2 separate regions of the Homo sapiens genome follow, and region 1 is linked to region 2. Evidence: read pairs that join two places in POLR2A ChIA-PET (ENCODE). Cell type or tissue: PC-9. All regions are shown on one strand. Links, peaks and the distances in the headings refer to the core of each region. The heading gives the core; the rest is flanking DNA. Region 1 overlaps OSBPL9 (oxysterol binding protein like 9). Region 2 overlaps OSBPL9 (oxysterol binding protein like 9).

Region 1 (15,414 bases), core at 2,519-6,518, 130 kb before region 2:
GGCAAGGCATAAACAGGATTGAAAGAGGCCAGAAAAGGGAGACATGACCAGGGCAGAGGGAGGAGAGCTGCTATCAACGCCTGAAACTTTCTTTCCCACTGTCCCCTTCCCCCCCAGTTAAGGGTTCCAGAGGCAGAGAGAGTCATGGTGCCATCACTATAGACTTTCCACTGACTGGCACAGTCATCTGCACGTGACCCAAGAGTGTCAAGTGGAAGCAAGCCAGATGCGTGCAAAATGTGATGGTTACTGTTTTTCCCCAGCAAAGGCACAGAAAAAGGGATAGCTGTGAGGACCAGGAGGCAGTGCTGCAGGGGTCACAAAGTCTGCTGTAAGGACCAGCTCATCATTCAATCTGGCAAGAATAAATTAGGGATCCATAATCTGGTTTAGCTAGGCAACCTAGGAAGGCCTCTTTTAGTTCAACATTGCAAGTCAGGTTTTTAGGAAGGAAACCTATCAATGACCTCTGACTGCTCTGAATATATGTTTTAGGTCTTCTTCTGATATGGGACTTCAGCAAAAGACATGACACATAAAATGTGAAACACGCTTACAAAGACAGAACCATTCTTTCACACTCCTAATCCAGAAGCTGTAGTTCAAGACAAAAGGCAGTTATTTCAGAAAAGCATAAGAGCTCTAAGGCAGAAAAAATACCTACAAAATCTCGGCAGTAATTCTGTGCTTCTTGCCCCCATAGAAGGGTTTAGTGTGGAAGATGATATTTGCACTATAGCCTGTTTTGGAACAATTAATATTGCATTCTCCTCCTAATTCCACCCAGGGCACTGTGAGGATAGACCTGCAAAATCAAAAGTTTTTAGGTAAGGTTGACAGTTAAGAGGAAGAGGGGGAAGGGGCATGTCTCAAGGAACAGCAGAGTCTACTGCTGATCAGAGGAAATGGACACACTTGCCTTCCATAGCCATTGGGGAATGTGAGAATGTAATGTTCATCATAGTCTAGACATGAGACACAGCCTGTGGAGAGAAGGGACAGAATCTCTGATGAGTAGTGCCAAGTGGCCACAAGGCTTTCTTGTCGAGCTGATGGTTACTCCAGGATACTCCATTCAATTTAGGGATAACCTATCTAGTTCCCCACCCTTTGCTCTCACCCCCAATACCAATGCTTAGTTGCTAACAATGACATCTAGTCTAGCCATTTTCATAAAATTCTCCTATAACATTGTAGTCCACCCAATGCCAACACACTTACCCTGCCCTATGTTGTGCACCCCAATTGACATCCCAAGGAATTTTGATTTGGTCCAGATATGAGCATTGAATTGTATCTTCTTGTTAAAACACTCAGCATAAAAGGCTGAAACTGAATAGAAATTTTCAATTAGTAGATTATATATACCTACAGCCACCTCTCCAAAATCACATAACCTGGGGAAATAATTGGCTTCATGGGGAAATCCTTTACCCTTCAAACAGCCTCCAATTACGCCAGGAGGTACCTACCTGCCTTTTATACCCTTTTCCCCAATGCAAGCATTCATTCAGAGCCACGTGGGCAGGATCATCCCTGAAATGATGCTGTGGCCAACCCAGGAAGCTTAAAACCAAAAGGGCTATCTGTTCTGGTCTGCAAGTACACCCAGGCTCCAGCCCCAACCTAGGCCCAGCCAGTGTTTCCAGTTTTAATACTGCACTAAACAAACCAGATGTTGAGGGTATGTACAGTTGACCCTCCATATCCATGGGTTTTGTACCCACAGATTCAGCCAACTGTGGATCTAAAATATACAGAGGCTGGGCTCAGTGGCTAACGCCTGCAATCCCAGTACTTTGGGAGGCCAAGACGGGAGGATCACTTGGGGCCAGGAATTTGAGACCAGCCTGGGCAACATAGTGATACACTGACTCTAAAAAAAAAAAAAAAAAAATAAGAAAATTAGTTGGGTGTGGTGGCACATGTCCATAGTCCCAGCTAACTGGGAGGCTGAGGTGGGAGGATCATGTGAGCCCAGGAGGCTGCAGTGAGCTATGATTGTGCCACTGCATTCCACCCTGGGGGACAGAGCAAGACCCTGTCTCAAAAGAAAAAATTTAAAAATACAAAATAAAAATAATACAAATAAATAGTGAAACAACTATTTACATAGCATTTACATTGTATTAGGTATTATAAGTAATCTAGAGATGACTCAAGTATACAGGAGGGTGTGCATAGGTTATATGAATATAAAAGACACCATTTTATGTAAGAGACTTCAGCATCCTCGGTTTTGGTATCTGCAGTATGCCAGGAATATACTGTGTAGAAACTACGTATCACTTATATAAACTGTCTCACAGTTGCTGAGGTCTCTACAGCACAAATTACTATATATAAGATGACTCTGGAAGCATTAAAAGTTGGTTTCCTAAATCCCTTCTTTTTATACGCACTTAATTTGTGAAGCTAAGAGTCTGGAGCTTACAAAAGGAAAAGATATGAGGAACAAATCAACTTGAGTTTCCACTTCAGGGAATAAGAAACACACAGCTAGTCACACAACTGACAGTACCCTCAGCTATGGCGCTTTTAATGACCCTCTTTAGACAGAATAGTTTTGAGAGCACAGGTTGCAGAGGAGCTCTGTAACTTACTGGGTGGATGATGGGAAACCTGCTCAGCCACAAATGTTACACTGTTTTTGGAAACCCAGGGAACTGGTCCTTCTGAAACTAGTTCCTGCAAGCAAATATAACATAATTTTCTTTTGATGAGAAAACACAAATGACATTTCAGAGAATCTGGTAATTGGGGTCTCTGCTCGCTCTACACACACCAAGCACCCTATATATATATTTCTATTGTAGAACTTAACTACAATATTTTAATTGCTTTGTGTCAGTCTCCCTGACTAGACTAAGACATTCTTAAAGGCAAGGATTGTGTGCCTCATTCAGGGCTGACAAGAGTAGGCACTTATCAATGTCTGCCAAATGAATAAGAACAGACACATACTTGTCTGTCTTCAGTATGGACTATACGTAGTGCATCACTTGGAGAGGGAAATATATGGAGAATCATGTTTACTGACAGATTATTATGTGTCAGGTGCTGTGGGCTATGGTTTTGTTTTTTTTACTTCTTAAAGCCTTTTTACATGCATTTGAGTCTTCCCTGCTGGTCATTTTCTTCAACCACTAAATTTGTTGGAGCCTCAGAGCCAGTTCTGGGTTACCTACTCTTCTGTAGCTATGCTGTCTTCCTAAATAATTTTATCCAATCCTAGAGCTTTAAAATGTCATCTAAATACACTATACTCTTTGAAAGCCCCATCCCCATCTCAGACCTCTCCCTAAACTCCACACTCTTAAATTCCATCTCCCTACTTGACAGCTTCACAGACCTCTAAAACTTTATATTTTATATTAGCTTTTGATTTTTCCCTCCCCAAATCCAATCTTTTCCTTATCAGTAAATGACACTGCCACTGCTTACATCCACATGCAAGGATTCATCTCTGATGTCTCCTTTCCCTTACCTCCCCCAATCCATCAATCAGTTCTACCTCCAAAATAAAGCTTGAATCACCATGTCTCTCTTGGAATAATGTCAAAACCTCCACAATGGTCTTCATGCTTCTATATTTGCCCCTTCTCAATTTATTTTTCACAAAATCATTCTATTGATCTTCTCAAAACAAAAATGAGATCCTGAAAAGCCATAAAATTATATTATGGTCTACAAGACCTTGCAAGATCTGATTTCTACATCCCCATCCTCATCTCATCCTACTCTTTTTCCTCCTTCTCACTACATTCAAACTATGCTGCTCTAACAACAATTTCTTCTATGGGTGGTGACCATCTTTTGATCATTGCTTTCATCATTATTATTTGCCCCTAAATAAAATCTTGAATCAGTATACAATTAAGATAATTTAAAAATGTCAATGCAGAACTCACTGTGTTCTCTTCAGTATCATTTGGTAATGTCCAATGACACTGAAAAATCTCGCCCAAAATGGGATTGTATGGCTTTTTGGCAACTGATCCTTTCCTTCCCGCATGAAAGGCTGAGAGGTACCATTTCACAACCTGAACCATTCGATCCTTGGGATCCTTCTGGTCACTAATGCTGCAAGGGAGAAAGACAAAATTTAATGTCCTGCTTTCTGGTACAAGACAAGATGATGCAACAACCCCCAGCATGGTCCACCTAAGTCAGGCTGAGAGGACTGAGGACCTAGGACCAGGAGTTAGCTTACAGTTTCATTTTAAAATTGAGTATAATATATATAATTAAATGCATTGGTCTTAGTGGTTTTTTCTTTTTTTTTTAATTTCAACAGGTTTTTGGGGAACAGGTGGTGTGTTTGGTTACATGGATAACTTCTTCAGTGGTGATTTCTGAGATTTTGGTGCACCCATCACCCAAGCAGTGTACACTATATCCAATGTGTAGTCTTTTATCCTTCACACCCCTCCCACCCTTCCCCTTGAAGCCCCAAAGTCCACTGTATCATTCTTTCTTTTTGAGACGGAGTCTCGCTCTGTCACCCAGGCTGGAGTGCAGTGGCGTGATCTCGGCTCACTGTAACCTCACCTCCCAGGTTCAAGCAATTCTCTGCCTCAGCCTCCCGAGTAGCTGGGATTACAGGTGCTTGCCACCAGCTTGGTTTTTCATTCCTGAGTCTCTTCATTTAGCATAATGGTTTCCAACTCCATCTAGATTGCTGTGAATGCCATTATTTCGTTCCTTTTTATGGCTGAGTAGCATTCCACAGTATATATATGCCACGTTTTCTTTATTTGCTTGTTGATTGATGGGCATTTGGGCTAGTTCCATTTTTGCAATTGCAAATTGTGCTGCTATAAACATGTGTGTGCATGTGTCTTTTTCATATAATGACTTCTTTTCCTCTGAGTAAATACCCAGGAGTGGGACTGCTGAATCAAATGGTGGATCTACTTTCAGTTCTTTACGGCATCTCTATTCTGTTTTCCATAGTGGTTGTACTAGTTTACATTCCCACCAGCAGTGTAAAAGTGTTCCCTTTCCACCATATCCACATCAACATCTATTTTTTTTTTTTTTAATATGGCCATTCTTGCAGGAGTAAGGTGGTATTATTGCATTGTGGTTTTGATTTGCATTTCCCTGATAATTAGTGATGTTGAGCATTTTTTCATGTTTGTTGGCCTTTTTTTTTTTTTTCTTTTTGAGATGGAGTCTCGCTCTGTTGTCCAGGCTGGAGTGCAGTGGCGCGATCTTGGCTCACTGCAAGCTCCACCTGCCGGGTTCACGCCATTCTCCTGCCTCAGCCTCCCCAGTAGCTGGGACTACAGGCACCTGCCACCACGCCCAGCTAATTTTTTTGTATTTTTAGTAGAGACGGGGTTTCACTGTGTTAGCCAGGATGGTCTCACTCTCCTGACCTCGTGATCCACCTGCCTTGGCCTCCCAAAATGCTGGGATTACAGGTGTGAGCCACCGCGCCCGGCCAACCATTTATTTTATTATCATTATCTTCTTTTGATAATTGTCTATTCATGTCCTTAGCCCACTTTTTGATGGGATTATTTGTTTTTGTTTTTGTTTTTTTTTCTTCCTGATCTGTTTGAGTTCCTTGTAGATTCTGGATATTAGTCCTTTGCCAGATGCATAGTTTGCGAATATTTTCTCCTACTCTCTGGGTTGTCTGTTTACTCTGTTATTTCTTTTGCTGTGCAGAAACTTTTTAATTTGACTAAGTTCCATCTATTTATCTTTGTTGCATTCACTTTTGGATTATTGGTCATAAAGTCTTTGCCTAGGCCAATGTCCAGAAGTTTTTCCAATGTTATCTTCTAGAATTTTTATGATTTTAGGTCTTAGATTTAAGTCTCTGATATATGTTGAGTTGATTTTTGTATAAGGTGAGTGATGTGGATCCAATTTCATTCTTCTACATGTGGCTTGCTAGTTATCCCAGCACCATTTGTTGAGAAGGGTGTCCTTTTCCCACTTTATGTTTTTGTTTGCTTTGTCAAAGATCAGTTGGCTGTATTTGGCTTTATTTCTGGGTTCTCTATTCTGTTCCATTGGTCTATGTGCCTGGGTCTTAGTGTTTTGCTTGAGGATTTGACAAACGTATATATCTATTTAATTAATCGTCACTTAATCAAAAAACAGAATATTTCCATTAATCCAGAAAGTTTCCATATCTCCCTTTCCAAACAATCGCCACATCTTACTTACTCTGAGGCAAACACTGCTTCTGGTTTCTAGTATCATAGATTAAGTCCATGTAAGTGCATTGCTTAATTGCCAAATAATTGGAGATTTTCTGTATGTTATCAATTACTAATTTAATTCATGGGTGTAGAATATACACCCTGTATGATTCCAATTATTTTAAATTTATTAAGACTTCCCTATATATGTTCTATCTTGATAAACATTTCACATGCACCTGGAAAAGACTCTGTGTTATACAATTGTTGGGTAGTGTTTAGAAAGGCCAACTGGGTCAAGTTGATTTGATATGCTGTTTAAATCTTCTATAGCCTTCCTGATTTTTTGGGGGGGCGGGGAGGTGGTGAAGGCAGAGGCTACTTGCTTCATGAGACCCTGACGGATGAATTTGTGGACTTGGCTATTTCTCTTTTTAGTCAATTTTTGTTGCTGCATGTATTTTGAAGCTGTGTTATTAGGTACATACATATTTAGGAGTATTATTTATTCTTGATAAATAGATGCTTTTATCATTACAAAATATTCCTATTTGTCTCTAATAATATTTCTTGTCTTAAAAGTCTCCTTTGATACTTATACAGATACACCAGTTTTTGCTATGTTTAGTGTTTTGCATAGTATCTCATTTTCCATCCTTTTACTTTTAACCAGTGTCTTTAAAGTTTCTCTCTTGAAAATATCATATAGATAAATCCTGCTTTTTTAATCCAGTCTGACATTAAATGGAGTGGTAACTGTTGATATAGTTGGGATTAACTCTACCATTTTAATAGGTTTTCTACATGCCCCCTTTGTTCCTTGTTCATGCCATTATTTCTCCTTTTCTCCTTTCTTAGAATTAATGGAGTATTTGTATGATTCCGTTTAATCTTATCTACTGGCTTTTGAACTGTACTTTTATTTTTTTTAAGACAGGGTCTTGCTCTGTCACCCAAGCTGCAGTGGTGTGATTATAGCTCACAGTCCCAGCCTCAAATTGCTGGGACTGCATGACCCTCCTGCCTTAGCCTCCCAAGTAGCTGGAACTACAGGTGCACACCACCAAGCCTGGCTTATTATTAAAAATTTTTTTTTGTAGGGACAGGGTTGTGCTGTGTTGCCCTGGCTGGTCTCAAACTCCTGGCTTCAAGCAATCCTTCTACTTTGGCCTCCCAAAGTGCTGGGATTACAGGCATGAGCCACTGCAACTGGCCTGTAAATAGTTCTGGGGGCCTCAAAGTTTAAATTCTCACACATAAAAACTACCCTTAAATCTCAAATCTATACCCAATGAACAACTGGTACGTTCCATTTTTGCTTACACGTTACTAATAAATGCTTAAATTTTACTTCTTAAATTATCTGTTAATTTAAACACTGCCATATTTATTTAAATTTCTGCCTTTGGGGAATTGGTTATTCTTTTAAATCTTCATCAAGAAAAAAAAAATATATATTTATCAATGTCAGCCAATGTATCCACCCAGCAAGAAACTTCAGTGATATGTATCTAGCTTCAGTAAACCACAGTCTGAGACTAAGGAATGCAGAGAAGACGAACTAACAACATTCCCCATTACAAAAAAATTTCCTGCTACCAGCGAAAGGCAATGTGAACTCACCTCCTTGTAAATCAATTTCACCTTTACATTACTTCTATCTCATACATATACACATATATAATATTGCAAGCTTTATATTTAAAATTTATAAATCATCTATAATTTGGATACTATATTGTAAGCTCAAGGGCAGACATGACTTTTCCTTTCTCCAACTTGTAAGAAAGTGCCTAGCAAACAACAGGTGCTTTGGAAAGGTTTGCTGAACTCAGAAAATTAAGCTTCATTAGGATATAGTACAAATAATTTGACAGTGATTGCCAGTGCCTGGATTAAATAAACTTATACCATTGGCCTTGTGAATATTGGCTACCTATTAACGGGCTCTTGAGAATTTTTTAAAGTGTTAAACTTGGTTGCCTAACATCGCCACCATATAACTTTAAGCAAACAGGCAACCAGTGTAAACACATTATTCAATACCACAGAATACCCAGAAATGTTTGAAAGGTGACAAGGAATCCATCTATCCTGCAAAATAAAAGGCAGAAAGCTGCTGAGTAACATCTGTAAACGTTGGAAACTACCATGTTCAGTCAAATACCTCACAAACAGGTCCGGATGTGCAAAAAAGTCTGCATACATTTCTAAAAGAGATCTTCTTTCAAGAATAAACGTTGGAAGAACTACCTGAAAAACATACACATTTGACCCTTGAAGATCAAATTTCTCTTCAGATAAACAGACTAAAAAAAAAAAAAAGAAAACAAAACAAAACACCACCTCATTCAAATCATGGTAACATCCACCACATATTGCCCAGGCATGCTCCAAAAACTAATTCTCAACCTGTCAGATTCAGAAATGACCATTAACCTGCCTAGCAGATCAAAAACAGAGAAAGACTTTTGAATGTTCAAATGTCACTTCCTCTGTGAAACTTCCTTTTTCTCCCTAAGTATAGTAACAACAACAAACTACTCAACAAACTCACTCAGAGGAATCCTTTGATGCCTCCTATCTGCTGGACATTACATATACATTATTTTATTATTTGTATATTACATACATATTATATTACAATAGCCCTATGATGAAGAAATTATTACAGTGAAGAAATATGAAGCTCAGCGTCCCACTATTAATTGTCCCATTATTAATGTGGAATTCAAACTGGATCTGAGTTTGGGGCGTGTGTGCACTTTCTACTGCTGTTGCTCTATCATCATTAGACAAGTGTATAGGAAATACATGATGAGCACCTACAATCCAAGAATTAAGTTTTATTCACACTCGCGCTCTCACTACTATTTACACAGTAAGAAACTTTTAAATGAGCAATTAAAGGAATAAACAAAAAGAAGAAAAGAATACAGACTGGGAACCAACAAACTGGAATACGGGAAGACATGAGAAAGATGATTAACCAATGAAAAAAAGAGAAGAATTTCATTAGAGAATGGGAATGGGAGAAGAGTTTTTGAAATGAGTATCAGATTATCAATTATTCATTACGAAGTAGAACACCCCAGAGTAAGCAAAAATTTCTTAACATTTAGTAATAACTACATATCCACTATATTCAAGGTCCTGTGTTAAAAGCTGTGGTGGAGGCTGGGCATACTGGCTTGTGCCTATAATCCCAGCACTTTGGGAGGCTGAGGTGGGTGGATCACCCGAGGTCAGGAGTTCGAGACCAGCCTGGCCAACACAGTGAAACCCCGTCTCTACTAAAAATACAAAAATTACCTGAGTGTGGTGGCGCACACCCGTAGTCCCAGCTACTCGAGAGGCTGAGGCAGGAGAATCACTTGAACCCAGGAGGCAGAGGTTGCCGTGAGCCAAGATTGCACCACTATACTCCAGCCTGGGTGACAGAGCAAGACCCCATCTCTAAATAAATAAATAAATAAATAAATGCAAGCAAGCTATGGTGGAGACAAAGGTAAGTATGAGAGAATAACAAGAGCATTTAAATTGTAGGTGGAATGTGACAAACATCATACAAGAATGCTCTAAGCACCCTGGAAGTTCAGTTCAAGGAAAGATCATGCTCTGTTTGGGGGAACAGAATGAGGGCAGAGCTGGGAAACAATTTATTGAGGTGGCACTAGAGAAAAGCCTTAAAGAAGAGTAAGGCTGTGATAAAAGAACAAGACATGGAGACGGGAGAAAAAAAAAAAGACAAGGAAAGGATAGGAAGAGGGGTGTGACAGGGATTAATCAGTGAACCAGTGTGGCTGGACATATAATGAAAATATAAAGTGGGCTGATGAACACAAGCTTGGAAAGGGACACTAAGACTGTAACACTTAGAATCTCTATTATCAGACTCTCAGCATTTAAATTTTAGGTAAACATTTTTCTTCCACAGAACATGTAAATTCATAATCCAAATAGGGTTAGATTAGCAGGGAAGCTTATATACTGCCTTGGTACAACTTCTTACCACTTTAGATAACGCAGAATTATAAACCACCGAGTAAAAATGCTGAAGAAGAAAACATGGATAAATACCTTTAATGTATAAACAGCTCTTACAACTCAAGATGAAGATCACTACTCCAGTAGATAAATGGACAAAGGAACTGAACAGCCAAAAAACATTTTTAAAAAGTTTAATTTCACACGTAATTTAAAAAAAATAAATATTTTTTTCTTCTACTTAGGATTTTTCTGAGAACTCTTATTTAACAGATTTTCTTCAATGTTTGTAGTGCTATACTGATACATGCTATTAAGTCAAACTGCTGTAACAGTGATGAAGAGAGCTGGGTTTAGCTGTCTTCAACCTGGGTTCAAGAGCTTGTTTAGCCTCTTCTTAGCTGTGAGGAGGCCCTGAAAAATTAACTCAATTTCTCTAAGTACCTGAAAAGGAAGATAATTACATGCCCTGCTTATATGTTAGGGTTCTTTTATTTTAAAGACTGAGTGAGGTTAAATGGGATGTGACTGTGTAGTATTTTTAAAAACTACAAAGTATTTGGAAAACAAACTCTTTTTGGAAAGTATCTGAAGTGAGAAAACATTCTTATAAAAGACACAAATTTAAGGCATTATTGTAACAATACTTTGGAATGCATAAAAGGAACCAAGATTTCAGAATCTGTTGGCAATCACAGCCATTTGTGCCAATAAAAATTTCAAAAATGACTTATTTTAAACACATTCAGTAAAAAATAATTATGATAATATCATTTATAATATAACAAGCTTTTAGCAGCTATGGACTCAAATATGGTTTATTTGGCAGAGAAAATTATGTGAGGCAAGAATTACAAACTTGATTGTGGCAAATACATCTGGTTGCCTCTCCCCATCCATGCTTCACCCCCAAGAACTCTGATTCAGTTCAGGTTCAGCTGTGGGCTGCCATGGCCTTCTCTTCCACGTCTCAAGGGGTGAATGTGGATTCATTTAAACCAATCATTTAGCCTCCCCCTTGCCAGTGGCAGGTTTAGGCACGAGCATATGCCTGATACTGGCCAATGAGATTCAACAGGAAGCCTAATGAGCCACTCCTGGAAAACAACGTCCTTCCTAACAACAACAACAACAACAACAACAACAACAACAACAACGCCAGCAGCTGTACAATCTAATGATTACTGAAGCAATTCCGGGGACAAACTCCTGCAAATGTTCTCCTACCTAGAACATTCCTAGTAAGTGTGTTGGGCTCCACAAATAAAAGTTGTCCTTGTGTCTCTGTTCTCACTTAGATTAGGGGTAAAAGGTTTTATTACAGACACTTACTTGAAGGTATTATGAATTAGTCTTTTTCTTAATGGCCCTCTAAATCCAAAACAAAAAGGAGTTCACTACTGACAAAGACTATAACACTGGAATTGATTTTGCCCTAACAAAAGTGAGAACTCTAAATTTAATCAACTCCCCAAAGCTCGGCAGAACAATAATCAATATGAAAGTTAATACAGTTCAAGCCTTCAAGACAAAGGCAGTAGTGGAAAGATTACAGGTTTTAAAATCATGGAGCAGATTAGAATCTCAGTCTGCCACTTAATATGACTTAACACGACTCAGCCACATTACTTAACTTCTGAGTTTTAGTTTCCTGATGAAATGAAGTTAATAACACCTACTCTGTGGTACTGTGGTGAGAATTAAGTGAAAGGAGGGGGTTTTCTAGCACAGTGGCAGGAATATACAAAGGCACCCATACACCAGTCTCCTAATTCAAGCATGCATTCTGTTGAGAGCTCCAAGTTTAAATTCAAATTCAAATCCAGACTATGGTAATTTTGCATGACTCAATATGTGTCATTTTGCGTGCCTGTAGTCCCAGCTACCAAGGAGGCTGAGGCAGGAGAATCGCTTGAACCTGGGAGACAGAGGTCACAAATATGTCACAATTTTACATTTACTACCTCTTCCAATCCTTACAATAACCCTCTGAAACAGGTTACTATGTGTCCAATTTGCATAGAGAACCCTGAAGTCCACAGAGGAAGAAACAGAAGAAACTCACTGAAGACCGTGCGTGGTTTGCTAATATTAGAGGTAGGACGAAAACACAGATCCTCTGACCCTAAGATTAGAACTCTACCAAATCTTAATCCATACAACTCATACACACTGTTCTCTATGAAATTATCCTAGCTTGACTTATTTCATCATTTATAAAATTTTGTTTACTTATCTACATCTATATTAAATCACAAGAAGACACAGGTATAAAAAGAAATTATGTCATTTTACTACATTTGCAGGCACACTCACCACGCAATCACTGAGAATCCATACATACCCACACAGACTTACAGCAAATTTGGTCTTACCTTAGTAAGATCCATTCCAAGTCTAACCTGCGACAAGAGATGCATGATAACGCTCTTGTGCTCCTCCACAGACCCTGCCTCCGCATCATCATCTCTGTCATCATGTGAATCAAACAGGTCTAAAATAAAGCAGATCTTATTAGAATGGTGCTAAATTGGGCCAATCTGTCCTGATACTAGAATTACAATTTTGTTTGTTTGTTTGTTTGAGATGGAGTCTCATTCTTTCGCCCAGGCTGGAGTGCAATGGCACGATCTTGGCTCACTGTAAACCTCCATCTTCCAGGTTCAAGCAATTCTCCTGAATCAGCCTCCTTGGCAGCTGGGATTACAGGCACGCACCACCATGCCCAGCTAATTTTTTGTATTTTTTTAGTAGAGATGGGGTTTCACCATGTTGGTCAGGCTGGTCTTGAACTCCGGACCTCAAGTGATCTGCCCACCTCGGTCTCCCAAAGTGCTGGGATTACGGCATGAGCCACCACATCTGGCCACAAATATTTTTAAAGAAAAAAAAGTTAAATTATCAAAGGTCACTTACCAGCATCACTTGTTCCATTGGACAAGGAAGAATTAAGTGATTCTGTGGTATCTGGGCGTTTTAGACTATTTCCCGAGCTGCTGTGTGTCAGGACTGAGGCAGATCCAGAAGAACTATAAAAACATTAATTACCTTATTTAAGCTAAAGAAAGCAATTTAGAATCATAGTAAGCTAGACTCGTACAGTTAGCTGGTTACATGCATGCATATATATGCTTTAGAATTCTCTTGATGACAAGGTCTCTTGTCTTATCCTTTATGCACAGGATGTGCTCAACAAAGCCATGTTGATAGTCAAGACCTAGAAGTCATCAAAAATTAGTGAGATCTTTGCCTCTGCATTTAAGTTTAAAACTAGAGTTCCTTTTATGATTTTGTTACTGGGTATAAATCTAAATATGTCACAATTCTTGGCAACAATTCCAGAAACGGCAAGTCTCAGAAACATGTCTTGTCTTTATGTTTGAGATCCTTTAATAAAAGCCCACATTGGTATTAACACTCTTCCTAATCATTAAAAAACTGTACTTGAAATTATAAAATAAAAAAACATCTTATTTATGCAAGTAAATTCATGCTAACTGGCTTTTATGAGCCAGTTAACAGGTCTAAAGAAAGATTATTCTATTATTAATAGATTATCATACCTGTGATCATAATTTACCGATGGAAGTGTGTGTGTGTGCGCGCACACGCACGTATATTTATATTTTTCTTAAGAGACAAGGTCTCCTTATGTTGCCCAGGATGGACTCGAACTCCTGGCCTCAAGTGATCCTCCCACCTCAGCCACCCAAGTCACTGGGTTTACAGGTGTGAGCCACCACACCCAGTTGGTATTTGTATATAAATAAAGGAAAAATAAAAAAGGCACACAATTTACTTATTAAATGTAAAAATTGAAATCAAATTTCTCACGCTTTAGATATTTATAAAACAGTACACATGAGTCTTATTACAACTCTACACGTGCGAAAACATGTATTCTAATCTAATCATAATTTGCCCTTGTTACTTAACTTCTTTTAATTTTTTTAAATTAATAAACTTTATTTTTAGAGCAGTTTTAGGTTCATGGCAAAACTGAACAGAAAATATAGACAGCATGCATACATTCCCTGTCTCCACACCTGCAAACCTCCCTCATGATCAACATCCCATACCAGAGAGGTATATTTCTTACAACCAATGAGCCTACATTGACACATCATTATCACTCAAAGTCTACAGTTTATATTAGGGTTCACTCTTGGAGTTGCCTGTTCTATCGGTTTTGATAAATATATGACAACATGTATCCACCATTGTATCATACAGAATAGTTTCACTGCTGTAAAAATCCTCTGGGCTCTGCCTGTATTAGAACACTAGAATATTAGGATATTCTAAAATTAGAATATATTATGTTATTCTAGTTTGCCCTGGTTACTTACCTATTTTTCAAAATTTCTTGAGTAACTAAGTATTACTTCTTTGATTATTTAGTAGTATATATCACAAGGTATTATAACTAATGTCCACCTCACCAGTTTTGAGAGGCAATGGAAAATATGTCTAAAAGATACAGGTAAGAGAAATCAAATGATCATTAAATGACAGAACTGGGGCCAGGCATGATGGCTCACGCCTGTAATTCCAACACTTTGGGAGGCCAAGGCAAGAGGATCACTTGAGCCCAGGAGTTTGAGTCTAGCCTGGGTAACATGGTGAGACCCCATCTCTACAAAAAATAAAAAATTAGGCTGGGCATGGTGGCTCAGGCTTGTAATCCCAGCACTTTGTAAAGCCAAGGTGGGCAGATCACTTGAGGTGAGGAGTTCAAGACCAGCCTGGTTAACATGGTGAAGCCCCATCTCTACTAAAAATACAAAAAGTTAGCCGAGCGTGGTGGCATGCGCCTGTAGTCCCAGCTACTTTGGAGACTGAGACATGAGAATCGTTTGAACCTGGGAGGTGGAGGTTGCAATAAGCCGACATCGCACCTCTGCACTCCAGCTCCAGTTTGGGCGACAGAGTGAGATTCTGTCTCAAAAAAAAAAAAAAAATTAGCTGGGCATGGTGGTGTGTGCCTGTGGTTCCAGCTACTGGGGCGGCTGAGGTGGGAGGATCACTTGAGCCCATGAGGTTGAGGCTATAGTGAGCTGTGTTCGTGCCACTGCACTCTAGCCTGAGTGATAGAGTGAGACCCTCTGTCTCAAAAAAAAGCATGAAAGTTACCTTTAAAATGCTTTGTGCCTCTGTGATGTATCTCAAAATAGAGTCAATCTTTTAAATCAATTGACCTAAAAACCCCAAATCCTATAACATATGAATCTTATTTTAGATGTAATTTCAAAGGTCCTATTTATGC
Region 2 (15,414 bases), core at 3,923-7,922:
AGAGATTAAATAGATGTTTACATCTTGCCCAAGGGAGGATATTTTCAATATTAAATTCATAGAGAAGAGAAAGAGCTTACAAAAAGGCTACTGAATTAACGAGAAAAGCCACAATGAATAGAGTGACTTTTCACTGTGAAATAACAAGACAATTGATAAAAGTTCTTACAGGATACAGATCCAAGGGAAAAAGGAAGACATTCTTAAGGTTATACATTAACCTAAAAATAACACCTTATTGCATTGTGAAAAAAAAAAGTGATGGTATCAATGAAATAGGGCACTAACAGAAGTCATTACTGAAAATATTAATATTCTGTCATGGTGCACCACCGACCTCTCTTGTGGTAGACTAAAAGAAAAGAGAATAGATAATGCATCTCTCAGGAAATCACATTCAATTCTGATACCTAGCACAACAGGTAAATGGAATACTTAGTTTCACTGGATGGAGTAAAAGAGGGTCACTCTAAATCACATGTAGATTAATAGTTTTCAAAGATGTATAATAAATTTACCATTAAAACTTTGTTTAATATAATTCATTTTTCTTTGGTGATTCCTAAGGCCCTTTAGAATTCTTCAGAATCTGAGATTCATCTGTATTAATAGAAATTATGAATTACAAAAAAAAAACTACCATTCATTTAGATCCTATTAAGCTCCAAACACCGTGTTTGAGTACTTTTCAAAATGTATTAACTAATCTGGTACTCACAACACTATGAGTAAATGGCATGATGTCTATTCCAGAGATATGGGAAATAGGGCTCAGAGCTGAAAAGTTGCCTCAAGTCACAACGCCAGAATGTGGCAGAATCCAAGTCTGAATTTCATTACATACATGCCCTGTATTTGTTTTTGCCACTACACCCTACTTTTTTTTTTTTTTTCTTTGAGACAGGGTCTTGCTCTGTTACCCAGGCTGGAGTGCAGTAGTATGATCTCAGCTCACTGCAGCCTCGACCTCCTGCACTCAAGTGATCCTCCCACCTCAGCCTCCCAAGTAGCTGGGATAGAGGTGTAAGCCACCACACCCAGCCAATTTTGTTCATTTTTTTTGTTTGTTTGTAGAGAAGAGGTCTCATTATGTTGCCCAGGCTGGTCTCAAACTCCTGGACTCAAGTGATCCTCCTGAATCAGCCTCCCAAAGTGCTGGGATTACAGGCATGAGCCACCAAGCCCGGGCCACACTGCCTCTTTAATGTTGTCATGTCTCCATTTTCCAGATATTATCTGAAAATGCCAATGTTTTGTTTTTGACTAGTATGGGAGAGGATCAGACCACAGGACTCAAGCAACATTTTATTTCTTCATCAAGGAAAGGGCACCGTCTAGTGGCACACACTTCATAACCAACACAAAGAAGGTTTTTCACTTTTCTGCTTTCCTCCACTGGTTTGACACTACCTTATAATGACTTACAGTATCTGAATTCACTCTTCTAGTCCAGAGGAATGGGAGCCTAGTAACATTAAGAATTGAACAGGGCTTTGAAATAAGACCCAAGTCCAATCTCAGATTCACCATTCCTATGTGACCTTGATAAGTTACTAAGAGTAGTTTGTGTCTCAGTCTCCTCATCTGCAAAATGAAATATGAGCATTTACCTGACAGGGTTATGATAGGAATGTGTATGAAAATCATCCAGCACAGCACCTGATCTGGGTTTCCTCTATGGTCCCTTTCTCCATTCTCCTTTTATGTACCCTATGTTCATGTGGGTGTTTTGCTTTGTTCTTTTTAGAAAATACATCATACCACTGGCTCACATTATGTTTAAGATAAATAACTCCCACAGTTCTTTTGTATGCAAACCATAGTAAAGGCAAATTTCCCAACATTTACTGATTATTTTCATAAATACATAAAATTAACAATAAGCATTTTTGAGTATTTATTATGTGCCAGGCAACTGTGACACTGAATAGGAACTTATTATCCAAGTGGAGACAACAGAAAAATTAACATGTAATACAATGTAACAAGTAATTTCATGGCTCTAAATTACAAATGTAAAAAAATAGGCCAGGCATGGTCGCTGGTGCCTGTAATTTCCAATGCTTTGGGAGACTGGGTTAGGAGGACTGCCTGAGGTCGGGAGTTAGGAGACTGAGTTAGCAAGACTGCCTGGGCAACACAGTGAGACCTCGTCTCTAAAAAAAAAAAAAATTTTAATTAGCCAGGTGTGGTGGTGCACACCTGTAGTCCTAGCTACTCAGCAGGTTGAGGCAGGAGGATTGCTTGAGGCCAGGAATTTGGGGATGTAGTGAGCTATAATCGCACCATTGCACTCCAGCCTGGGTAAAGAGCAAGATCCTGTCAAAAGTTGGGGGGAGAGCGAGGAGGGGGAGGAGAAGCAGGAGTGGGGGAAGAAGGAAAAAAAAATGTAGAGGATAGGGGAGAATTAAACCTGTTAGAAGTATGCGGATTAGAAAGGCTTCACAGATGAGGTAACATTTGAAAAGTCTCTTAAGCGATGAGCTCATCAGATAGGGGGTGCAGAACTTCCATGATATAAGAAAAAGAAAAAGTCAGAAGCAATGAGGAATGAAGAAGCACAGTGAGGGAAAAGGAAGAAACATAGTGTGATTCAAATATAGGATGGGATGGATGGGGCAAGGGCAAGATCAGTAGTGCAGTCAATGATAGCTCATTAAGCTCATTTGGAATCTAGATGCAGTATCACTACCATATTCATCATCATCATCATCGTTGTCATCCATAGCAGTTACTGTTTCCTATACATACATAATTGCTAAGCCTCATTACAACCGTACCAGTTATATCACGGTATCCTCATAAAAGTTAAGAAATGTGCCCAATGTCAGAGTCAGTAAGGGAAGAGCTGAGTAAAATTCAGCCCCAGGTCTCTCTGATTGTTTCTACACCAGTGGTCCCTCTTGGTTACACAACATAATTACCTGGATAATCTGTTTAAAAATAAAGGTTCCAGAACACTACACTAAAGCAGCCTATCTAGAAGGTGGACTTGGTAACTGTATTGTAAACAAACCCTCAAGATATTTCTTGACTAAAAGCCTCGGCAGTTTAATTTTTGGAAAATACTACAAAGCCTAGTAAAATGCACGTGTGTGCACACAGAGGGACAAACACACACATACATGTTTCTAATTATTAAGTTCCATCTATGTGCCAGGACCTAATCGTCACAAAATTCTGCAAGAAGAGTATTATCTCCACCTTAAAGAAGAGGAAACTAAAGCTCAGGAAGCTTATGATAGCTTCCCTTTTCCACTCAACAAAGGAATGGGTAAAAATGGGAATCAAACACAGGTATATTTGGTTCTTCTCTGTCATGCTGTGTAGTAGGCAGAATTTTAAGAATGACTCTCACAGACCCTTGCCCCTGTATAATCTCCTCCCCTTTGAGTATGGATGAAAACCATGAATATGATATCGCAGGAGTAATTATGTTACATTACATGGCAAAAGGGAGATTATTTGGTGGACCTAATCCGATGTCATCACATGAGGTCTTTTAAAAGCAGAGCATTTTCTGCAGCTGATAGCCGAATGGGAAGTCAGAAAGATTCAGAGCACCAGAAGGATTCAATGCACATCGCTGACATGAAGATGGAGGGGTCTAGGCCACGTGACCAAGAATACGTGCAGCCTCTAGAAGCTGAAAGCAGAACACAACTGACAGCCAACAACAACAAAAAACAAAAAACAAACAGGGCTTCAGTTCTACAATCACAAGGAATTGAATTCTGCAAATGCCCTGAATGAGCCTGGAAGAGGACTCTTCTTCAGAGCCTCCAGATAAGGGCCCAGTCCAGCCAACTCCTTGATTTCAGTCATACGAGACCTTAAGCACAAAACCCAACAGAGATGTCTGACCTATAAAACTGTGAAATATATGGGTGTTTTTGTGTGTATGGTAAAACATACTAACATGAAATTTATTATTTCAACCATTTCTAAGTGTATAGTTCAGTGGCATAAAGGACATTCACATTGTTCATGATGTGATGATCACCATCATCACCATCCATCTCCAGAGCTTTTTCATCTTTCCAAACTGAAAACTCCATACTCATTAAACACTAAGTCCCCATCTCCCGTACTCCCAACCCCTGGAAACCACCATTCTACTTTCTGTCTCTGATTTTGGCTACTCTAGGAATCCCACATAAGTGGAATCATACCCTTTTTGTCTTTTTGTAACTGGCTTATTTCACTTAGTCTAGTGTCCTCAAGGTTCATCTATGTTGCAGCATGTGTCAGAATCTCCTTCCTTTATAAGACTGAATAATAATAATAATAATAATAGACTGTATTTATATACCACATTTTTTATCCATTCATCAGTGGATGGCCACTTGGATCCTTTCCACCTCTTGGCTACTGTGAATATTGCAAATAATGCTATGAATATTGCAAATAATGCTATATATCCATGTTATATATCCTATGAACATGGATATATAAGCATCTGTTTCAGTCCCTGTTTCCAATTCTTTTGGAAATATACATATAAACACATATATAAGTGGTTGTTTTTGAAGCCAATTCATTACCTTTAAAATTTGGTAAATAATAGGAAATAATCAAGCAGTCATCTTGCCTATTTTAACTGCACCACTGGGTAACCAAATAATAGATGAAATGTCTCCTTATAAAATTATTTCTGATAAAAATTAAAACAAAATGATAGCCTGTCATTATTTTGCAACCCTCAGTGAGTTAATGGGTGTAGGTACTGAACATCAATAGCTGCTAATATCAACAAAGGGCAAAAACTAGACACTATGTTCTTCCTGCTAAAAGAACACACCACCACCTACAGTCTTGCCAAAGGGATCAAACCTAAGTCTGATCCAGTCTCTGGATCCAGCTGCCAATTTGCAGCAAAAACAATGGACAGAGGAATGTAGTGAACTGCACCACCGTGCAATCAGTAAAATCTATACTATGGAAAATTCTTATAGGTCAAAGGGTCTGGATTCCTTTTTTTTTTTTCTTTTTTTTCAGATAGGGTCTCAGGGTCTCACTCTGTCACCCAGGCTGGAAGGCAGTGGCACAATTATGGCTCACTACAGCCTTGACTTCCTGGGCTCAAGTGATCCTCCTGCCTCAGTCTCTCAAGTAGCTGGGACTATAGGCATGTGTCACCACATCCAGCTAATTTTTTAAATTTTTTGTAGAGATGGGGATCTCACTATGTTTCCCAGGCTGGTCTCGAACTACTGGGCTCAAATGATCCTCTGCCTCGCTCGGTCTCCCAGTGTTGGGATTAAAGGCGTGAGCTCCAGCACCCAGCCGGTCCAGATTCTTCAACAGACAAATTGTAAACAAAAGACATCAAGTTAAACAAATAGGTAAGAAAACTATAGGACTTAGGGATACACATTTGGGTAAAAAAGTTATAACCAAATGTAAGAAGTGATTACTTTAGGAGACATATAAGGGATGTAATTTATTTAATTGGGGCACGTGGAGAGGCTTCAGGTATAGCTGACAAAATTCTATTTCTTAAGGTGGTAGTTAGAAGGGTTAATAATTAATTAAGCTACATTTAAAAGCAAAAACAAAAAAATAAAGACAGACAAAACCAGTGGATTAACTGTAACAATGAGACAGTGGCCTAAATCCAAATGGAATTCAACTGCAGTGCTCTGTCAAGACAGTTCTGCTAAAGTCTCACTACTGAACTTATCTCAAGCCAAAAGAGCAGTTAATACCAGACTGACTGGTGACTGAGGTCAACAGCAAGTGCTTAGAAAAGTAATTACACCAAACAGACAAAAGAGAAACCAAAGGAAAATTTTAGAAAAAAAAAAACAAAAACTAGAAGTTGAATTTTTAAAAATCTTTGTGCTATCACATATATACCATCTGATTGAAACAAGCCTGTCTCATTTCCATCCTGCAAATCTCCCATACCTACTCCTATCTCAGTGCCAGGATTTTTCTATTATAATTTGGTGTCTTTCTCAGCGGTATTTCCCAGTTCTATCAAGGACTGTTAACAAGGGCAATAATATGTTTACCAAATATATTCACATCTTCAAAAGTAAGGATGCAGAAAAAAAGGTGGAAGAAAGAAGTCAACAGGGTCCTGAAGAAAAGGTTCCTAGAAGCTGATTAACCTAGTTATGATAGAGGCCACTTTTCTTCATATACAATGGGATACTAGAAACTGCATCCCTAGCCATGCATTCTTTCTTGCCTTTACCTATTTGAACAATGGTGGAAACTGAAAGCAGCATGAAGCTATAGGTCTGCACCATAAGGCAGCCACTAGTCACATGTGGCTATTGATCCCCTTCTCTGAAGTACAGCTAGTCCTAATTGAGATGTACCCTTTGTGTAAAAAACACACTGGATTTTGAATAGTTAGTATGGAAAGAAAGATTGTAAAATATCTTAATTTTTTTTTATTAATCACATGTTAAAATAACAATATTTCAGATATACTGACCTAGATAAAATATTAATTTTGCCTGTTTCTTTTTACTTTTGAAATGTGGCTTACTAGAAAATCTTAAATTATAGATGTGGCTAACATTGTATTTCTACTGGACAGCACTGCTATATATACCATGATTAAATAGTGCTGAACAGGAAAAACAAAGCAGCGGCAGCTAACAGTTGGGATTTTTCCATTTTTTCTACTGTTGATATACCACCAACACCATAACTCACTTAATTTCCAGCCCTTGTCTCTTGTCTGTAAAGTAGAGGTTTAAGAAAATCAGAACATGCATTAAGTCATAAATACAACATTGAATCATGGGCCAAAATAACTGAGTTCTAGTCCTGGTTCTGATACTGACTAACAGTTACTTGGAGAAATCACATTTTCTCTCTGAGACTTAGATACCTGCCCCAACAATTATGTAAGGAAGCTAAACTAAATTTAGACTTCCATAATTCTATCAGAATACAATTTTCTTCTGTCAAAATTGATTTTCATAAAAATGAATAAATACTCACTCTGAGTCTAACACATCCTCTGCGAGAGCCTCTCATCATTTTGTCCTTGGACTAAAAGAAAAACAAAGCATTCAATGAATAAAACATTAACAGACTGGTAAATTGTTTTTAGAATCATCTGGGGATAAAAGGACAAGATTTACAGTAATACCCATCCCTTCTGCCAATTTCTCTTCCAAAAAGAAATTACTTATGGATAGGAAAATAAACAGATTTTAAATGAAAATGTCATACAGTCTATATAAATTAACCTAATCATAGAACTTTACACATACCTTTAATGTAACATATATTACATCATTATTTTCATTCCTTCTTCATTCCCTTAAGTACGAATGTTTCTCATACTTTAGAGAGTCAGAGAACCACCTAGAAGGCTAAGAATCACCTGGAGGTTTAAGAATCACTCCCAGATAATTATTTTTTTTTGTTTTGTTTTGAGATGGAGTCCCGCTTTGTCGCCCAGGCTGGAGTGCAATGTCTCAATCTTGGCTCACTGCAACCTCCGCCTCCTGGGTTCAAGCGATTCTCCTGCCTCAGCCTCCAGAGTAGCTGGGATTACAGGCACCCGCCACCATGCTCGGCTAATTTTTGTGTTTTTGATAGAGACGGGGTTTCACCATGTTGGCCAGGCTGGTCTCGAACTCCTGACCTCAGGTGATCCACCCACCTCGGCCTCCCAAAGTGCTGTGATTACAGGCGTGAGTCACCGCACCCAGCTGCCCCCAGATAATTATGACAAAGGCAAACAGAAGACCATACCTCAAGAAGTATTGCTTTAGCTTTACCTCTGCAATTCCCCAAATGGGTAACATTTTTTGCTTCTGTGACTTCTCATCCAATGTCCCTCAGTTTGGAATTTTCTTGACCCAAATGTTCTGCCTCGTTGTCATTCCAAGCACCTTAGCTCTGTCTGATTTAGATTTCCACCCTGGGCTCCCAGAGTCTTCTGTGTGTTCCCCTGTTGTGGCATGCATCACCCTGTGTTATAATTGCTGGTTTACTTCACCCACAAGACTACACATACCTTAGGGGGTAGGAATTGTATCTGACTTATGCCTCAGAACAGTGTCTGGTACACATCAGGTGCTCAAAAAACATTTACTGATGAAATGTAACTTAGCCTTTCTGTGTCTCTTACTAAACTGAGCCAAGCAAAGCCTATGTTATGCAAAAGTGCTATGTTTACATTCAGTAAATATTCCTAAGAGTAAATTAGTCATGTGCAATACAACAAAGTAACATCTCAAATAATGGAAGTTGAACAAATACTTAATACTTGAACAACTGGTATTTTCCTGTACTCCACCTGTGTGAGAAAGCAGCAAAACAAGCCAATATTGAATGATTATGTTTTAAAGATGATTATCCCACATGAAACTATAGATGCCCTACATCCAAAGTCTTGAGCCGTAAGAATTCATGTTCAGAAGTGATTACCGAGATACTAAACAGAGTATTCTTTTTGTTCTAACTATAAATATCAGGAATCATATATTTTAGGAAAAAAATTTCTCAATACCAAGCAGAGTTGAAAAGAGTTCTTTACTAATAACACAGTGAAAGAAAACAGTTGATGAAAACATTCCTTAAGCATTTAGTCGCCCTTTTACTGTACCCTATACTTATCTTCCCTTCAAGTGTAAAGGAAATACACAAAAATAATAATTAGATTTGAAAATCCCTGATGAGGTTAGAATGCAAAATTAACCCAAACAAGGTAAGAATATATTCATCCTTGATCCTCTTCTACTATAACACAATTTTTTAAATAAAATTACAGTAAACAGAAAAAAGGCAAGACAGGTCCCAGTGGTAATACAACTATTAGGGTTACAAATTAAACAACATTAAGAGGGCCAATTATAATCCTAGTCGTTTCCTAATTTCCTAATCCAGCACTTTGGGAGTCCAAGGCAAGAGGGTCACTTGGGCCCAGGAGTTTGAGGTCGGCCTGGGCAACATGGCGAAACTCTATCTCTACAAAAAATACAAAATATTAGCTAGGTGTGGTGGTACACACCTATAGTCCCAGCTCTCAGGAGGCTGAGAGGTGGGAGGACTGCTTGAGCCAAGGAGGTCAAGGCTGCAGTGAGCCATGACCACACCCCTGCACTCTAGCCTGGGTGACAGAGCAAAACCCTTTTTTCAACAACAACAAAAAAGAAAAAACTAAGAGAGATAACTGAAAATAATTAAAACAAATACAACCAGGAAATAATCACGCAAATCCAGAATGTGTGACATTCTACAAAACAACTGGCTTAGATTCTTGCAAAATGTAAAAAAAAAAAAAAAAAAAAAAGACTAACATGTAAACAATCGTAATAGAGCAAAAATAAGTGCTGTGGACTCCAGAAGGCTCCTCCCAGTCAAGGAAAAAGATCAGGGAAGGAAGCAAAACTGAAATGATCAGGTTTCAAGTTTCAACCTGGGGCTTTAAAAAAGAAAGAAAGAAAAAAGAAATCTGATAAAAAGAAAGGGAAGGTAGTGGGGGAAAGGCCATTCCAAGACAAGGAAACAACATCAGCGAAGGCACAGATGTAGAAAACTTTACTTTCCTATTCATAGGAGAGTAGATGTACAGACAAGAGCACAGGGTGCAGACAGGAACTTACAGATAAGACTGAAGGCCAGGAACAGTGGCTCACGCTTGTAATCCCAACACTTTGGGAGACTGAGGTGGGCAGATCACTTGAGTGAGGCCAGGAGTTCAAGGCCAGCCTGGCTAACGTGGTGAAACCCTATCTCTACTAAAAATACAAAAATTAGCTGGGCATGGTGGTGCACACCTGTAATCCCAGCTACTTGGGAGGCTGAAGTAGGAGAATCCCTTGAACCTGGGAGGCGGAGGTTGCAGTGAGCAGAGATGGCACTGCTGCACTCCATCCTGGGAAACAGTGTGACTGTTTCAAAAAAATTAAAATTAAACATTTTTTAAAATGAGGCTGAAAAGAAGATTACAGGGACCAGATCCTGAAGGGTCTGAAAAAAAACATGGAGTAGTTAAGGAAATTTAACTTTATTCAATAGTTAATGGGGAGCTACTAAAGGTTTACAAAGAGGGCAATAGCATTCTTAAAGGTGTGTTTTAGAAAAATAACACCGTTAAATAAGAGGACTTGGAGAAAGGGATAATAGCAACATTAATAATAACAATAGCAGAAGCAGCAGATCCTCACTCATTGCTGCCCCTTATGTAACAGGCACTTTATATACAGTAAACCTTACAAGCCTTTGCATGGTAAGAATTATTCCTATATTAAAAATGAAAATGACACTAGGGATATCAAGTAAGTTACCCAGTGTTACATATGTAAAATGTGGCTGAGTTGCACAGTTGGAGATGCCTGTCCGGCAAATCATTCTCCCAGACCTTATCTGAGCTGTAATAGCATCAAATTATCCTCTTTCACAATAGCACAGGGCCCTCTCCCTCCCTCTCTCCACTCAGCTTTAATGCGGGGCTATAGGGAAGCTGGTGTGACTGCTTTCACCAGACACAGCCTTTTCTGATAAAGGAAGCTGACCAATCACAGGACCCACTACCCCACAGGGCAGGACAGAGTCATCTCCCAGGAAGTTTTTCAACCGGGGCAAAGGGAAGAGCTCCCTCCTATCTGCTCTTGAAGCTGTGAGGTACAGAGGCCACTGGTCCTGTGCCTTCTATGCGAAGAAAGCAAGCCTACACAGCAAGAGAAGCACAGAGATAAGGAGGAAAGTCCCAGCTGCCAGTGATCTTCAGCTACCTCCTGGTCTGAAGCAAATCTGTCTAAGCCAATGCCATTCACCAAATATTAGGTTATTTCTGATGAATCCTAGTAGCTTCTGGTAATGAAAGAAAGGTAGCTGACATAACGCCAGCAATCTTCCTACTGAGTGTTATCTTACCAATGTTCTGAAACCTGCTAACAAATGTCCTTTTTCAAGCAAATTGGCACAAATAGATATGTGGTCTACAGCCCAGTAACTGTCACTCTCTCTGCCTCCAGCTACAAGGCCCGGTACCTTAAAAAAGGACCACTCTGAAATGAATGCTACTGTCTTTTCAGCTGGATGACAAAACAGGATTACCCCCATGAAGTGGGAATATCGAACTGATATGTTCTACTCAGAAGGGGTTCTCGGGCTACTCCTGAGCTCAAGCAATCCACCTGCCTCAGCCTCCCAAAGTGCTGGGACTACAGGTGCGAGCCACTGTGCCTAGCCAAAAGTTGGTTCTTTAAAAAATCAACAAAATTGATAAATCATTAGCTAGACTGACCAAGGAAAAAAAAGGGGATTCAAAGTACTAAAATCAGGAATGAAAGAAAAAAAACATTATTACCAATCTTACAAAAACAAAAAAATTCTAAGGAAATACAAGGAACAACAAATTAGATGAAACCAATAAATTCCAAGAAAGATATAAACTGCCAAAACTGACTAAAGAAAAAATAGAAAATCTGAATAGACGTAAAATAAGTAAAAAGACTGAATTAGTAATCAAAAAACTTCTCACAAAGAAAAGCGCAGGCCCAGATGGTGAGTTCTATAAAATGTTTAAAGAATTAACGACATACCTTCACAAACTCTTCCAAAATATAGAAGAGCGAACACTTTCCAATTTTTTCTATAAAGCTAGTATTATTCTAATACCAAAACCAGAAAAAAAATCGTACGTAAAAAACAGTATCTGTTTCTAATATAGATGGACAAATTCTCAACAAAATACTAGCGAACAAAATCCAGCAAGATATAAAAAGGATTATATACTATGACCAAGTGGGATTTATCCCAAGAATACAAGGTTGAGTCAACGTATAAGAAACAATCAATATAATATACCATATTAATAAAATAAAGAACAAAAATCACATGATCATCTCAAAAGACACAGAAAACGTACTTTTAAAAAAATCTAACACCATTTCATGATAAAAACCACTCAACAAACTAGAAACAGAAGGGAACTTCTTTGAGTTAATAAGGGGCATCTATGAAAAGCCCAAGGTAACCGCATATGTAATGATGAAAGATTAAAAGCTTTATACCTAAGAACAAGACAAAAATGTCTTATCTTGCTACTCCTGCTCAACACTGTACTGGAGGTACTAGCCAGAGAAATCAGGCAAGAAAAGGAAATAAAGGCATCTAGATTAGAAAGGAAGAGTTTAAAGTATTTCTGTTTGAAGAAGACATAACCTTCCATATAGAAAATCCTAGGGGGCTGGGTGCAATGGATCACACCTGTAATCCCAGCACTTTGGGAGGCTGCAACAGGTGGATCACTTGAGGTCAGAAGTTCAAGACCAGCCTGGCCAACATGGTGAAACCCCATGTCTACTAAAAATACAAAAATTAGCTGGGAGTGGTGGGCGCCTGTAGTCCCAGCTACTCAGGAGGCTGAGGCTAGAGAATCGCTTGAACCCAGGAGGTTGTAGTGAGCCGAGATTGTGCCACTGCACTCCAGCCTGGGCAATGGAGCAAAACTCCGTCTCAAAAACAAAAAACAACAACAACAAAGAAAATCCTAAGGAATCCACACCAAAAACAAACTATTAGAGCTAATAAATGAGCTCACCAAAGTTTCAAACAGAAATTCAATAACAAAAATTAATTGTATTTCTATACTTTCAGATTTAAAAAATTTGGAGATATAACTAAGAAAACAATTCCATTTATAATAGCATCAAAAGGTAAAATACTTATTAATAAATTTAATAAAAGAAGCATAAGACTTGTACACTGAAAACTACAAAACAACACAAGGAAATTAAAGAAGACCTAAATAAATAGAAAGATACCTCATGCTCTTAGATTGAAAGACTTAATGTTGTTAAGATGGCAGTACTCCCTAAATTGATTTACAGATTCAATATAATACCTATCAAAATCCTAACTCCCCTTTTCTGTTGTAGAAATTGATAAGCTGATGCTAAAATTCAGTGGTTTTGCAAGGGACCCAGAATAGCCAGAACAAACTTCAAAAAAAGAACAACATTGGAGGACTCACACTTCTCAATTCCAAAATGCAACACAAAACCACAGTAATAATAGACAGTGTGGTACTGACATTAGGATATGCATAGGATCAATGGAATAGAATTGCAAGTATAGAAATAAACCCATACATACATAATCAAGTGATTTTTTTTTACAAGAGTGCCAAGACTATCCAATAGGGAATAGTCTTTCCAACAAATGATGATTAAACCATATGTAAAAGAATGAAGCTGGATACCTACCCTATGCCATAAAAAAAAGTTAACTCAAAATGGATCCAAGACCTAAATTTAAAGGGTAAAACTATTAAGTTCTTAGGTAAAAACGTAGGTATAAATCTTTGTGACCTTGGAATCAGCAATGGTTACATGATACCAAAAGCACAAGCAATAAAAGAAATATTAATAAACTGGGCATCATCAAAATTAAAAACATTTGTCCTTAAAGAACACTATCACACTAAGGCAGGAGGATCCCTTGAGCCCAGGAGTTTGAGGTTATGATGAGCTATAATCATGCCACTGCACCATAGCCTGGGCAACAGAATGAGACCCTGTCTTAAAAAAAAAACCAACCAAACAAACAAAAAACACTACCAAGAAAGTGAAAAGACAAACCAAAGAATGAGAGAAAATATTTGCAAATCATATATATCTGGGTAGGGGTATAGTATCGAGAATATATACAGAACTCGCACAACTCAACAATAAAAAGACAACCCAATTTAAAAATGGGCAAAGGATGTGAGTAGATATTTTGCCTAAGAAAATCAAGTTAAGAAGATAGTTTCAGCTGGTGATAAGTGTTAAGAAAATAAAGGAAGGTGATTGTCTTAGTGCATCTTGTGCTACTATAACAGAATACCAGAGACTGCATAATTTATAACAGAAATTTATTTTCTCAAGTTTTAAGGGGCTGGGAATTCCAAGATCCAAGCACCAGCATCTGGTGAGAGCCCTATTTATCGCAGAGCAGAGGGTGGAAAGGCAAAGAGTACAAGTGAGCGAGCCCTTTTTGTGATGGCGTTGATCTGTTTACAAGGGGACTGCCTAAACACTTTCCATTAGCCCCCACTTCCCAACACTGTTGCAGTGTTGCAGTTAAGTTTCCAACACATGAATGCTGGGGGACACATTTAAATTAGAGCAGTGATGATCAGAAAGTTATTGTTGGGAAAGGAGGTTCTATTTTAACTTAAGTAGCTTGAAAAAGCTCTTCAAGGAGTTGATACAAGAACTGAGATTTGAATTAGAGGACCGAGTAAAGTGAAGAATCTGCGGGCAAAGTCCCAGGCAGAGGGAAGAGCAGGAAATGATTCATCAGTAGACTTGCTCTCCCATTCTCGGCAAGGGCTATTTCACATTTTCTCCACTCTCTCCCTCAGCACATCTCCACCTGGCTTTCTCAAAGGCATTTAAAACTCAACATGGGCTGGGCGCGGTGGCTCACCTCTATAATCCCAGCACTTTGGGAGGCTGAGGCGGACAGATCACATGAGGTCGGGAGTTCAAGACCAGCCTGGCCAACATGGTGAAACCCTGTCTCTACTAAAAGTACAAAAATTAGCCGGGTGTGGTGGCACACGCCTGTAATCCCAGCTACTAGGGAGGCTGAGGCAGCTAGAATTGCTTGAACCTGGGAGACAGAGGTTGCAGTGAGCCGAGATTGCGCCACTACACTCCAGCCTGGGCAACAGCGCAAGACTCCGTCTCAAAAACAAAACAAAACAAAACTCAATATGTATAAAACTAACTCGTGATCCTGTCTCTCTTCCATCCAATCAATCAAAGTCCCCTCATTTCTGTCTCATAAAAGCTCTCAAATCTTCTTTCATGAGGTCATAAGGGAAAAAGAAAAACAAACTCTCAAAACCTTTCATTTAACCTCATCTCTACCATCAACCACCCCAATCCAGCCCTCTACAATACATCCCAATATTGTATCACCTGCTTTTTTTTTTTTTTTTTTTTTTTTTTTTAGACAAGGTCTCACTCTGTTGCCCAGGCTGGAGTGCAGTGGCACAATTTTGGCTCACTGTAACCTCTGCCTCCTAGGCTCAAGTGATCCTCCCACCTCAGCCTCCAGAGTAGCTGGGACTACAGGCATGTGCCACCACACCCAGCTAATTTTTTTTTTCCTTGTAGAGAAGGGGTTTCGCCTTGTTGCCCAAGCTGCCTCAAACGCCTGGGCTCAAGCGATCTACCCACCTCAGCCTCCCAAAGTGCTGAGACTACAGGAGTGAGCCACCGTACCCAGCCTGTATCACCTTCTAATTCTTCTCTATCTCTTCTTCCTCTCCTCCAATCCTTTCTCCACACAGGAGCCAGGAGTCTTTTCAAAACATGAATCTGATCAGGTTACTTCTTCGATTAAAAAACAAAACAAGCAAGCAAGCAAAAAAAAGTACTTCATGGCTCTACATTGCACTTAAAATAAAATGCACATTTATCAATTTGCTCTCTCTAG

Evidence for each region. ChIA-PET counts read pairs that join two places held together with the same protein. Peaks named below come from ENCODE experiments on the same cell type or tissue, not always from the same donor. Only the 100,000 strongest peaks of a DNase experiment are listed, where the experiment ranks them.
Region 1: POLR2A ChIA-PET joins it to region 2 with 19 read pairs; 5 of 35 experiments call an interaction of 5 or more read pairs at or near these places.

What each region holds. Positions count from the first base shown.
Region 1 is chr1:51,769,833-51,785,246 of GRCh38, reverse strand. It overlaps OSBPL9 (oxysterol binding protein like 9), which reads right to left. Exons shown (of 24, transcript NM_024586.6): 13 at 13,065-13,177; 14 at 12,524-12,642; 15 at 8,329-8,414; 16 at 3,912-4,083; 17 at 2,604-2,688; 18 at 1,222-1,332; 19 at 920-983; 20 at 665-805. Among named protein-coding and RNA genes, the nearest start is that of MIR761, 59 kb to the left of the region's middle. RefSeq lists a silencer at 1-30. In PC-9, for the core only: no CTCF peak of the experiment used is centred there; no DNase peak of the experiment used is centred there.
Region 2 is chr1:51,643,591-51,659,004 of GRCh38, reverse strand. It overlaps OSBPL9 (oxysterol binding protein like 9), which reads right to left. Exons shown (of 24, transcript NM_024586.6): 2 at 6,964-7,014. Among named protein-coding and RNA genes, the nearest start is that of OSBPL9, 34 kb to the right of the region's middle. RefSeq lists a silencer at 10,977-11,185. In PC-9, for the core only: no CTCF peak of the experiment used is centred there; no DNase peak of the experiment used is centred there; H3K27ac peaks cover 735 bases.